2 separate regions of the Homo sapiens genome follow, and region 2 is linked to region 1. A link is a contact called in ENCODE Hi-C or POLR2A ChIA-PET data. All regions are on one chromosome and are shown on one strand. Each heading gives the region's core, a stretch centred on a gene start or an enhancer-like site at or near the end of the contact. The rest is flanking DNA. Distances are from core to core; before and after follow the strand shown.

Region 1 (6,484 bases), core at 2,257-4,756:
CTAGCTGCCATATTGTAAGGACACTCAACAGTCCTATGGAGAAGTTCCCATGTCAAGTACCTGAAGTCTTCTTCCAATAGCCATGAGTGCTCTATTTTGGAAGTGAATCTTCCAGCCCCTATTGAGCCTTCAGATGACCTCAGCCCTGGCCAATGTCATGACTTAAGCCTCATGAGAGACCTTGAGCCAGAACTACTCAACTAAGCTTTTCTGAATTCCGGACCAATAGAAGGTTTGAAATAATAGATCTCTGTTGTTGTAAGTCACCAAGTTTTGGGCTAATTTATTATACAGCAGTAGATAGCTGTTACATTTTGTTAAAAAAAAAAAAAGTTAGTGGGAAATCCACTGGATTGGGAGGGGACTGGTCTTCTGGAATTAGATCTAAACATAGTCACGTCTTTCAGGTCACTCTCTAGTGGCTAACACTGTCACTTCAAGAGAGTCTCAGGGGACACTGGAGTCACGATTAATTTTTTTTTTTTTTTGAGACAGAGTCTTGCTCTGTCACCCAGGCTGGAATACAGTGGCACTATCTCAGCTCACTGCAACCTCTGCCTCCCCAGTTCAAGCAATTCTCCTGCCTCAGCCTCCCAAATAGCTGGGATTACAGGCTCCCCCAACCACACCCAGATAATTATTGTATTTTTAGTAGAGACACGGTTTAGCCATGTTGGCCAGGGTAGTCTCGAACTCCTGACCTCAAGTGATCCGCCTGCCATGGCCTCCCAAAGTGTTAGGATTATAGGCATAAGCCACTGAGCCTGGCCTGGAGTCACAAATTTTGGAGGGAGATGAGGAGGCAGAGAAGGAGAACTCAAGTCATTGTCTAAGGCTTTCAAATAGGAAAGCATCATGGTGGTGGCTAACAGCCTTTTGTGGGGCAACATGAGGCCACACCCCAGGGATGAGAAGCAGCCCATACTTTAGCGATGCATTCTATAGCTATGAATTATCACCAATACAGTAACAATAGTGACTACTGAGCACTCTGCATGCCTAGATTTCATACTGACTTTCAGTGCTTTACTGCCATTAACCCAATGACTTGATGCATCAGGCAGAGCACATCTGTTGTGGGTGACAAACCCCAACTCAAACTGGCTTATGCCAAAATGGGCATTTATGGGTTCCTTAACTGAGAGATTCAAGGGAGTATTCTTGGCTTCAGGAACCACTAAATCCAGGGTCTCAAACAAAGTTTCTCAAACGGGATTCTCTCTCCCTCTCTGTCTCCCTCTCCTCCCCCATCCCCACCAATCTCCCTGTTTCTTTCTTTTTTTTTATTTCCAGGAAAATTGGATACCAGTAGCTCAAGTCTGTGCTCTTACAACTCATAATATAAAAGCAAGATACGCTGTCTTCCAACAGCCCCATGTCATATCTCATGGAGGGACTCTGATTAGGCCACTCCCTTAAATCAGTTTCTGTGGACAGGGACATGGGGCACAATGATTTTCTGGGACTAGATCACATGCTCACTCCCTTCACCCAATAGGGATTGGGGGAACAGGGGTTGCCAGTCCCACCAGACACACATGGGATGGTCATATCCTAATTGAAAAAGGGATGACCAGCAGAGAGAAATAACCCAGATTCATTAGTGTTAATATCCCCATTTTATAGAAAAGGTAATTGAGATTAGAGAAACTGCAAACCCGCCCAAGATCTCCTAACAAAGTCAAATATGTCTGTCTCCAGTTCAAAGGTCTCATCAGTACTCAGTGATGCTTCTTCCACCTGCTAATCTCATAGGATCCTCTAACCCACGCAGGAAGTTTATAGGCAGGATTATCTCCCTTTCCAAAAGCCAGAACAATAACCTGGCACCCTCAATCCAGACCCTGGCACCAATGCCACATCTGACCCAGCACACCCAGGTCACCCAAGGAGCCTCCCGTCCCGACCCAGATTGCAGCAAGAGCCAGGCTGGAGCTTAGGAATGCAGCACTGATTATCCCCACTCACCTCCACTGGCAGGTGAAACTCTGCCATGGCATTCCTTTGCTTTTGGAGTGAAGACCCAAACTCTTACCTAGGGTAAAGGTCCTGAACATCTGGCCCCCGTTCACCCGCTGGCCTCTTCTTCTCCATTCTCTGTCCCAGTAACACTGTTCTTACATTCCATGAAGGTGCTTTGCTTCCTCTCACCCCAGGACCTTTGCATATTCTGTTCCTTCTGCTTGGAATGCTCTTTCCTCTGATCTTCACCTAGAAAACTCACCCTTCAAGCCAGGGGCAGTGGCTCATGCCTGTAATCCTAACACATTAGGAGGCTGAGGCAGGCAGATCACTTGAGGTCAAGAGTTCAAGACCAGCCTGGCCAATATAGTCAAACCCCATTTCTTCTAAAAATACACAAATCAGCCATGCATGGTGGAAGGTGCCTGTAGTCTCAGCTACTTGGGAGACTGAGGTGGGAGAATCGCTTGAACCCGAGAGGCGAAGGTTGCAGTGAGACGAGAACACGCCACTGCACTCCAACCTGGGGGACAGAACGAGATTTCATCCCGCCTCACCCCTCAAAAAAAAGAAAAGCAAACTCATCCTTCAAATCAGCTCCTTGAGGAACCCTCCACACCTCCATAGTCGGGGTCAGTGTCTCTGTAGACCATCGTGGAAACTCAAAGCATTTGCTGAGGTTATGAGAATACATTTACGTGGAATTATCTGGTGAAAACATGTGTCTCCCAATAGATGTAAGATCATCAGAGCAAGGATCATACCCATGTTTCTAGTCACCATTCCTAGCAGTTAGCCCAGGGCCTGCCCCAGAAAAAACCCTCAAAAAACATTTATTAAACAAATGAAAGGAAGAGAGAGAGGGAAGGAAGACGGAGAGAGGGAGAGAGGAGTTTTCTGTGCCTCAATTAAAGATTCCATGTAGTAAACCACAAGCATTTCAAAGATGTTGATTGACCTCTTAAACTAGAATGAACATGAAGAAAATAAAACCATTACAAGCATTAGAGGATTTATTGGCTAAGCCTGGCTGCTTTTCGTATTATTCCCTATGTTTTCCTTTTACTGGAACCACAGGACCAAAGTCCAGGGCATGGGGGGAGACAGGAAGCGACAGAAACGGAAAAAATAAAGGAAGGAAAGAGAGAAGGAAAGACAGACAGGAAGAATAAAATAGAGGGAAGAGGGTGGATGGAGGATAGGAAGAAGAGTTCAAGAAGGGTGGGAGGAACCCACCTAAGCCTGATAATTCTCAATGAGGATGGAAAGTAAATAATGCAGGGTCATTCTGCAAGCCCACACTGAAATACACAAACCCCACTACGCCCAGGAGCTGGCATGGTATGGGCCCATGACAGGCCATTAAATGGAAGCTAGACAGAAAATATGATCCATGGAATTAAAGGCCTTAGAAGGAGGCTTGCTCTGAAGCAAAAAGAAGGAAACAAAGATCAGGGCTGACATAGGGAGGGAGTAGAAAGAGTGCGGAATGTGTCACGCCCTTCCTCTGCCAGGAGACCTCTGTCTTCCCCTGTGGCTATGATGACAATATGAAGGGATGTTTATTGCTAACACAGCAAAATGTGGTCCAGTGGCCAGGAGTTTCCCTGGCATGATTCATTCATGTTCTGAGCAAATGAACAAGAGTTTGCATTGTTGGAGGGGTTGTGGCACACATAAGGTAGTGGGGCGAAAGTGTGGAGATGTGGCCGCTCGTGTCAGCAGTCGCTGGAGGCAGGTACAGATGCTGCACACTGATGGAGTCCCTGCAAAATCCCCACCTCTCAACTCAGGTTCTGGGAGCCCTGGGGAAACACAATGTGGACCTTGGTTTTACTGTAAAGAATAGCAAGCATGTGTATTCTCTTGGGAAGGGCAGACGGCCTCAGGCCAGCATCTCAGATGCTGCTTTTTAAGCAAGGAGGAGTTTACAAAAAGATAGGAATACAAGCAAAAACAATAGGAAGGATGACTGCAAAAAGGAGGGAGAATTGCTAAGGTAGCAACTTGGGGGATGAGATGCCTGGTGAAATGTCTGAGGGGAAATCAAGTAAACCTCCTCCACCAACTCCACTCCTATGCCCCCATCCCTAGGCAGTTTGTTCCTGCTGGGACCATTCGTTCAGTGCTAGAACTCACAAAACCCTTTCTGACAGGCAAACATAGATAATTTACTGACTCATGTAATTGAAAAGCCCAAGGATTAAATGGTATCAGGCATGGCTGGATCCAGGAGCTCATGAAGTGCTATCAAGACTGTTTTTCTCCCTCTGTCTCTTGGATCTGTTTCTGTCTCTGCTGGCAGGATGTCTCCAGTCCTAATAGGGGTGGTGGCAGCCATCCCTGCCTAAGGGGTGCTTCTCTTTCTCAATAGTTTCCAAAAAATCTCAGGCCTGAGTCTTATTGGCCACGGTTGGGACACGTGCCATCCCCAGAGCCAGGGATAAGGAGTGAGTCCCAGCCAGATCGAGGTGTTAATAGCCAAATGATGACAAATGGCTATTGTACAGACAAAAACAACAGATGTAACCACAGAAGCTGTGTGGATAGCCACAAGATAATAGCACCCCTCCCCCACGAATTTAAACACAGATGCTGGTTGCTAGGGAGGGATGCTGAGGTCAACACACACATTGGTTATTTTCTGAAACAGAGAGAGCTTGGTGGAAAAGATTCCTCTCCTGGCTGGTCGTTGGGAGTTTTCTTGGCAAATCCATTCTGAATCTCCAGAATTAGCAGACCTAGAGGAGGCATGTGAAGACTTTGCTGGAATGCTATTCATTCATTCATCACTCTCTCACCTCCTTCTTATTCTTCAACTCTGCCATCTGCCTTCTTCCCATATATCACAAGGGGAACTGTCCTTATGAAAATTGCCAATGACTCCTCTCTTGTGGATCCTATGGAATTTTGCTCCTTTCCTTCCTGGGTCTCTCAGGAGAACCTTCTGGAAACATGCTTTACCCATGGCTCTGCTCCCATTCTTCCCATCCTCCCACTGTGAGTACATTTACTCCTGTGCCTTCAGTTTCCATCTCTGTATTGGGTCCCAGTCCAAATTTATAGCCAGGACTACTCTGTGAGTTTTGGTCTCCTGAATCCAAATGCCTACTAGAACCTTCACTCTTGGATGTCTCTCTGGCATCTGGAACTAAACGTGTCCAAAGCACTGAACTCCTCCTCAGCCCCGTTTCAAAGCTTGCATCTCCTCCAGAGTTCCCTGCTGGATGCCTAGGACCACTGTCCACGTGCTTACCTGAACCAGAGACTGAGGACAGACAGGCCCAGCCCCCGCCTCAGCCCTACACCATTTAGTCACTAGTCACTAAATCCTCCTTGGAAATATCCCCCCACTTCCTGCCAGCCCCACGGCCCTCTAATGCGGCTCTGGCATCATGATCTCTGCCAGCAATGTCCCAACCTGCCTCCCACTTCCCACGATGTCCACCTCCTCACCCCACATCCTACCACCCACCCTGCAGTCAGATCCTTCCAACATAAATGTGATGGTGCCACTTCCTTAGTGGCTTCCCACCACTCTGAGGGATGAGTCAAACTCCTCCAGGTGACATTTAAGTCCTCCTTATAACCCAGGTCCTGCCTGCCCCTCCAGCCTACTGACTTTTTGCTACTCATCTCTCAAATCTCTCAAACTCTGTGCCCACCATGCTGAACGGCTTGACTCCCACCTTTGCACAGGCTATTACCTCTGTTTGGGGTGCTCTTCCTCCTGCCTCTTCATTTGGCTTCCCCTTCTCATCCTCCAGGGCTCCTCTTACATATAACACCCCCCAGGACAACGTCTCTGACTAAGACTAAGCTAAGTATCTCTCCCAATCAATCAACTCTCTAGGGAAGATGGTACTGGTGTTCAAGTTCTTTTCTTTTCTTTTCTTTTTTTTTTTTTTTTTTTGAGATGGAGCCTCGTTCTGCCACCCAGGCTGGAGTGCAGTGGCATGATCTTGGCTCACTGTAACCTCTGCCTCCTGGGTTCAAGCAATTCTCCTGCCTCAGCCGCCTTAGTAACTGGTACTACAGGCGCCCACCACCACACCTCGGTAATTTTTGTATTTTTAGTAGAGACAGGGTTTCACCATGTTGGCTAGGCGGGTCTCAAACTCCTGACCTCAAATGATCCACCCTCCTCGGCCTCCCAAAGTGCTGGGATTAGATGCATGAGCCACCGCACCCGGCTGTCAAGTTCTTGATGAATGGGAAAGTTTACTGAGAAGAGGAGAGGAAAATCTTTGAGTATATTTTTAGCCAATGAAGACTTTCTTTTTGATACTTACTTTCCAAACAAAAATATATTAATTTCTTACTCTGAGTCAGCGGCACCTGTGCTGGACACAGGTTTGCCAGCAAACAAGACAGACACACGCCTTGCCTTTTAGGAAATTATAATCCAATAGGAAAGACAGATACTAAATTAACAGTTCAGCCAAACTTAATGGGTACTAGCCCTAACTCTCTTGTGGCAGATTGTATTTTCCAAAGATGGCTTCAATATGCTCTCTTTCAA
Region 2 (6,560 bases), core at 1,403-3,902, 50 kb before region 1:
TTTCTATTTAAAAATTATTTTTTTTTAAACTCTTTAAACAGTTTTTGAGAGGGTGAGGTAGGAGGATCACTTGAGGCCAGGAGTTCAAGATGAGCCTGGGCAACATAGCAAGACCCCACTCCCTGCAAAAGGAAAAAGAGCCAGGCATGGTGGCTCATGCCTGTAATCCCAGCATTTTGAGAAGCCAAGGTGAGAGGATCGCTTGCAGCCAGGAGTTTGAAACCAACTTGTACAATATAGTGAGACCTTGGTCTCTATAAAAAAAAAAATAAAAATTAGCTGGGCATGGTGGCTCCAGTATGTCATTCTAGATACTGGGAAGACTGAGGTGGGAGGATCACTTGGGGCCAGAAGTCTGAGGCTGCAGTGGGCCATGATTGCTGCCCTGCCCTCTACCCTGGGTGACAGAGCAAGACCTTGTCTCAAAAAGACAAACAAACAAAAAACTAAAACCAACCAAACAGACAAAAAAACAAAGACACAAACATACATGTTAGCCTAGGCCTGCACAGGGTCAGGACCATCAAGATGTCACTAGGTGATAGAAATTTTTCAGCTCTATTATAATCTTAGGAGACCACCATCGTATATGCAGTCTATCATTGACTGAAAAGTCGTTGTGTGGCACGTGACTGTATACTCAAAAACAGTAGATAGCTGCATTGGTTTGGGTTTCCTGAGAAGCAGCCCTTGAGACCAGGATCTCAGTGCAGGTGGTTTATTTGGGAGGTGAAACAGAAATGAGTAAGGAAGTGGAGAAATGAGACAGGCAAGAGCAGGCAGTTAATAAAGAGTGAGAAGAGTGAGTTACCACCCCACTACCACTGCCAGCAACTGGGGCTTCATCTCACGGGGATTTTTGCAGGGGCAGGGAGCCTGTAAAGACCCCTAAATTCCTAAACACAGGGAATTCTGTAAACAAATGATAGGATATGCTCTCAACAGAAAATGATGAAAAAACAAAAATAGATAATTTAATAAAAATTATTTATAAGCAATTTTTCACTGTAAACAAAACTTTTACTTATCTGTTCTTCCTCAGATTTCTCCATAGTGAGCACCCACAGATGACTTGTTTGATAAAAATGATAGACATTCCAAAAAACAAAACCAAAAAAGTACAACTCTAAAATATTTTAGGAGAATTTGCTAGGTAAAAAAAATGCTAAGGCAAATCCTGAAAAACAATGCTCCCCTCCAATAAGGGCCTCTTGGTTCCCTAGCTTGTCTTTGATATGAAAATGCAATTTTAAAAGAGGGGTGGAATATTTCCACATAGACAGCTGGCTGAGAGCCAGATGCACCTCTGCCTGATACCAAAGGAAGCCAGGTGTTTGCTGATGCCTGTGGAATCCAGGCACACACCCCCTGGCCACATCTTGTCATCCCAAGATGAGGCACTGCTCCTCAGTGCACCCCAGTCTGCGTGCAGCATCTGAAAAGTCAGGCTGGGGCCATTTGGCCCTGCCCTTCCCATCAGGCCCGCGGCCTTAGCAAGCTGGAGCCTGTTTGCCTAGACCTAGTGGAGTGGAGGCCTCTGCTGAGAGATCTGGAAGATCCTGTTGGGCAGGACCAACTTGATGGATGACCTGCTCATTGCCAAAGGAAGGCGGGGTGAGGGTGCAGATTCTCCTCCCCGAGACACCAAAACGTGCCCCAGGGGACCTTAGAAAATAACTGCTCTTCTCTCATACAGGGGCACAGAGTTGCTTCCTGTCAGATGGCAAATGGTAATCATGGTGGCTTTAAATATTCCCGCACAGCCTGGGGTGCCTGAAAGCATTTCAGAATCATGATGGGCAAAGCTGGAGGATACATTTTCCTTTCTTGTGCACCAGGTACGAAGACTCTCAGCTCCAGGCACAGCAGGAAAGTATGCCAAGTGCCTCTTGGCACTTCTCCTGGAAGCGTAAGGGGTCCCCTCCTTCATTCAGGCACCAACCTCCTTGCTCCCCACCCGCTAACTCTGCTATGGCCAGCCCAAACTTATCTTCTCTCCTGTTCACCCATACATCATCTTCCCTTCCTCTGAAAAACATTCCATCAAAGTTCACATTGCTCATTGCCTAGGGTTCAGCTTAATATTCATGGAGAAAATGATCTAATCAAACTACGTATTAACGAATAAGAACACCTTAATGTACTCAGCCAAAGGTATGAATCTCAAACAGCTGAATTTTACCATTTGGTGGCAGGCCAGTGAGCAGAGGCTTGTTTTGCTGAATGCCTTCCTAAAAAAAATCCCAAACCAGAACACCTAGCAACTGGAAATTGGCACTGCCCACCATAATTTCATAGGGAATATAATCTGTTAGAATGTTAAGGGAACTTGAAGACTACATCATAAAAATAGTAAACATGATTTGAGTAATTTTTATGCTGTACAAATTATCTTTTTTTAATCCATGCAATAGATATTCTCACCCCATTTTATAGATGCAGAAGCTGTGGCTTAGAGAGGTTAAGTAACCTTCCTATGACCACACTGCAACGGAGGAAGTTGAGATCTGAACCCTGAAAGCCTGGCTTTAGTTTGAACTCTTCTATGCATTACTGTCTTCCACTTCTTTTTGCAGCCTAGAACACTGAGATTGTATGAGGATTGGAGATACAGAGACTGATGAGTGAATGAGCAAGGCCAGAATCTTCCTACTTCTTGGCACTAGTTCTCTTTTATCAGAAAACAGGAAGTGCAATTCTATGAGTCACAGAGGTCAGAAGCAGGTAGGGAGAGCCTGACAATTACTTCTAACTAATTGGTATTCAATGTCTTTTAACCATGGCAACCTTTGTTCAAGTGAGATCTTACTTGGAAGTCCAATATATTCTGCAGATAAAAGTGAGTTCCTCGGGTTAAAGGTGCGAGAGGATAGCCCAAACTTTAATCTTGAACCTACAGTGGCCCCTGTGGCTTTTCCATGGAAGCCCTAGGCCTTGAGAAGCAGATCTGGAAAATCACTCCTTGTTGTTGATTGCAAAAATTGCCAAAATGCATTGCAGCTTCTCCCATCAAGAGGCAGAGCTATTTTCTCTACTCCCAGAACTGGGGTGGGCCTTGTGACTTGCTTTGACAGAATGCAGCAAAAGTGACATGGCGCCAGTTCTCAGTTGACGCCTCAAGAGACTTCATGCTCTTCTGTGCTTGCTCTTGGAACCCTTCCACCACCAAGTGAGCAAGCCCAGGTTGGCCTGCTGGACGGTGACAACCTCAGTCATCTCAGCCCAGCTCTCATTGTGCGAGAGCAGGATGGCCTGCTGGATGGCGACAGCCCCAGTCATCTCAGCTGAGACCGTCGCAAGCCAACCTGGCAGCTGATCATGCCCATCTGAGACCAGACCAGCCCAGTACAGACCCAAAGGACTGCCTGGCTGAGGCTGGCCAAATTGCTGACCTACACAATTGTGAGCTAAAGGTGAGTAAATGATGTTTTAAGCTATCAAGTTTTGGAGTCATTTGCTTTGCAGCAATAACTAATGGATATAGTTCCCTAATAGAAGAATCTCAAAATGACACCAAGGTCTTCCCCTCCGGTCTCCAAATGTGGAGGAATGGCACAGCAAGGAGTCCCTCCCCAGACATCCCCTATCCCCAATCCTAACCCAAGGCCCCCAAATCCACCTCTGCCTTAGGATGTAATGGGCAAAGGAGAGGCATCCCCAGCTGCCCTTATTCCAAACAGAATGACAATCACAGAGGGGAAATGAAAGACTCCTTTACATGATCCTACAAGAGCCAAACTTCCATCTAAAGAATTCAGTTGGAAATCCACTTGTGTGCAGCTGTTTCCTGCAAGTGCTTCAAGGCTTGTGGCATCCTCAAAGCCAGGGGTTGGGGGAGAAGCAGAAGGAAGAAGGGGAGAGGGCCTTAAAGGTTAAACCTGGCACATTAAAGCTGCTCAGAAAACACCAAAAAAATGTAAATGAACATTTTTAGCTGCAGTGGGAGAAAGGCAGCCCCGAGGCCGGGGGTTGATCTTTCAGAGTATCGGGCACACCGCAAAGCTGTCTCCATTTATTTACTTCTAATTGAAAGCTGGCGTGCTGAGGGTTACTCCACCCAGGCGTGAAGCGTAGCCATCCGTGAAAGATTTCCCAAGACCTCTCCCTCTGCAGAAGCATCCTTCATGTGCTTGAAAGGGAAAATGTCAAGGGGGCACTAAATTAAAACTCAGTTTTGTCTTTGAAAAATAGATTCAATCCTCAGTAGGACTTGGTTGGAGAGATACTAGCATTAGCATAATTTCTCAATGCATTTTATAGGCCAGTCAGAAAAAAAGGATATTCAGAAAATCTACCAGGAAAAAAAAAAAAGGTTTCATGGGGGGCCACACATGCTATTTTTCACAGAGAGAGACTCCTGGGACTCGTGGTTGACAATGGGTGGTTTTCTCGGTGAAATTTTACCTCTTCAGGGATGGTTTCAACACAATTGGTCAGCTGGTGGTAAATGCCATCCAAGAAAAATAAGTTGGCTGGCTTTCATGACTGTCATCCATATCCAAGTTCATTAGTTCACTCACTCATTCACTCCCTTCATGGATTCAGCAAACACTTATTGAGTCCCTGTGACGTGCGAGGCCCCGTGCTGGCTACTGGGCATACAACGGTGCCCATGACAGCCCACTCAACGCCTACAGTCTACCGGGAACGAGAGACAAGCCAGCGTGTTAAGAGAGTCCTCCATCTATGTGAGAGTACCCTCTGGAAAGCCTTCTGTGAGTCAGTTTTGCACATAAGCCAGATGGATTAAAACTCTGGCCCATTCAGTGGGTGCCCGTCAAGCAGCATTGGAAACATGTGAGCTTGCATGTGGCTGCCTACTTTGCTTCCTGCCTTTCTTCTTAGGCAAACTTTATCAATAGTGAATAAAGACTGGAGTCGGGCAGACATCCATCCAAATGCAGCCTCCATCTTACTATTGATACAGTCTCGGGCAAGACACCTGACTCTCAGAGCCTCATGTTGCTCATTGGTAAAACGAGGACAACAGCAGTCCTATGGCAGAAACCACCTGCCTCATCTTAATTTCCCTTTTTTTTTTAAGGAACAGAACCTTGGCATTACTAAGCACTGCAGTGAGCCTGGCCAAGAGACTACCTTGACCAGCCCACCTCATGGCTAGGTATGGCCATGAGAGCAATCTCTGGCCCATGAGATATAAGCAGAGTTGTTGGGTGGGATTTCTGAGAAAGTGTCATAAGGTGGGATTTGTTAAGCTGGCACTTAAAACAATTTTTTTGGCCTTCCTCCCTTCCTTCATAGTCAGAAATGTAGACATAATGGCTGGAGCTACAGCAGCCACATTGGAGCATGAGGTAACCTTGAAGATGGAACACCTGCACTATAAAACAAAAAGAGCACAAGACTGTGATGACCACAGAGCTACTATTAAGCCCATGGCTACCAAGCTCCCGGCTTTTTGTGTGTGTGAGAAAAATTATCTTTTGAATCATTGTTATTCCTGGTTTCTTTCTAAAAACTAAAGGCAATTCCTAATACAAGTAGTCATACATGTTACTGTGGTCGTTGAATGAGGTCATTCATGTAAAGTGCTTAGCCCAGCACCTGGCCCACAGTGAGCACTTAGGGCAGAAGAGTTCACATTGTTCTTATGCACATGAAATATTTACATCGTCTTAGTCAGCTCGGGCTGCTGTAACAAAATACCATAGACTAGGTGGCTTAGGCAATAGATATTTATTTCTCACAGTTCTTAAGGCTGTGAAGTCCAAGACCAGGGCGCTGGCCCATTTGGTTCCCTGGTGAGAGGTCTCTTCCTAACCTGCAGATAGCCACCTTCTCACTGTGTGCTCACATGGTGGAGAGAAAGGGAAAGAACTCTGCTCCCTTTTCCTATTCGTAAAAGGACACTCATTGCATCAGGGGGACCCCACTCTCATGACCTCATCTAAATCTAATCACAGTCGGGCACAGTGGCTCATGTCTGTAATCCCAGAACTCTGGGAAGCCAAGGCAGGAAGATTGCTTGAGCCCAGGAGTTTGAGACCAGCCTGGGCAACATGGCAAACCCCATCTCTATCAAAAAATTCAAAATTAGCCAGGTGTGGTGGCACCATGCCTGTGGTCCCAGCTACTCAGGAGGCTGAGATGGGAGGATCACCTGAGCCCAGGGAGGTCAAGGCTGCAGTGAGCTATGATTGCACCACTGCACTCCAGCCACAAAATGAGAGACTGTCTCAAAAATCAAACAAATAAATAAAATAAATCTAATCACCTCCCAAAGGCCCCACATCAAAATATCATCATTTTGGAGGTTAGGACTGCAATGTATGAACTTAGGGGAAATACAGACTTTCAATCTACAACATCCATGGACCCTACCAAAAGGGTGTATCTGAGTTTGCTTAATTTACATTAGTACAAGTGGGAAACCTCCTGGGTTATAGTTGAGTCCTGAGGGTTATGATAAGGGGAGATGAGAATCCTGGAGGACTAAGAGTGTAATGTGATGACTGGGCATTGGAGATTGTGCCCATAACCCATTCTTTCTGGCGGCACTTCAATGGGAGGGTCAGTCATTCATCAAAGCCATTCCTAAC

Evidence for each region. A loop is a pair of places that touch in the nucleus more often than their neighbours do. ChIA-PET counts read pairs that join two places held with the same protein, here RNA polymerase II (POLR2A). Pooled maps may share reads with other maps.
Region 2: a map with no recorded cell type shows a loop between it and region 1 (2.2-fold over the local background). The contact joins two enhancer-like sites. A Hi-C loop is called at or near these places in 1 of 168 maps with a recorded cell type or tissue (posterior vena cava), 2 of 37 single-sample maps with no recorded cell type and 3 of 50 pooled maps. POLR2A ChIA-PET finds 5 or more read pairs at or near these places in 1 of 52 experiments (HCT116).

What each region holds. Positions count from the first base shown.
Region 1 is chr3:72,675,530-72,682,013 of GRCh38, forward strand. All of the region lies in intron 5 of LOC105377161 (a long non-coding RNA gene), which reads right to left. Among named protein-coding and RNA genes, the nearest start is that of SHQ1, 170 kb to the right of the region's middle. Within about 2 kb of position 3,507, at least 2 of the 41 ENCODE cell types and tissues checked have a DNase peak (open chromatin) inside an H3K27ac peak, as active enhancers do.
Region 2 is chr3:72,626,744-72,633,303 of GRCh38, forward strand. All of the region lies in intron 8 of LOC105377161 (a long non-coding RNA gene), which reads right to left. Among named protein-coding and RNA genes, the nearest start is that of RYBP, 180 kb to the left of the region's middle. Within about 2 kb of position 2,653, at least 4 of the 41 ENCODE cell types and tissues checked have a DNase peak (open chromatin) inside an H3K27ac peak, as active enhancers do.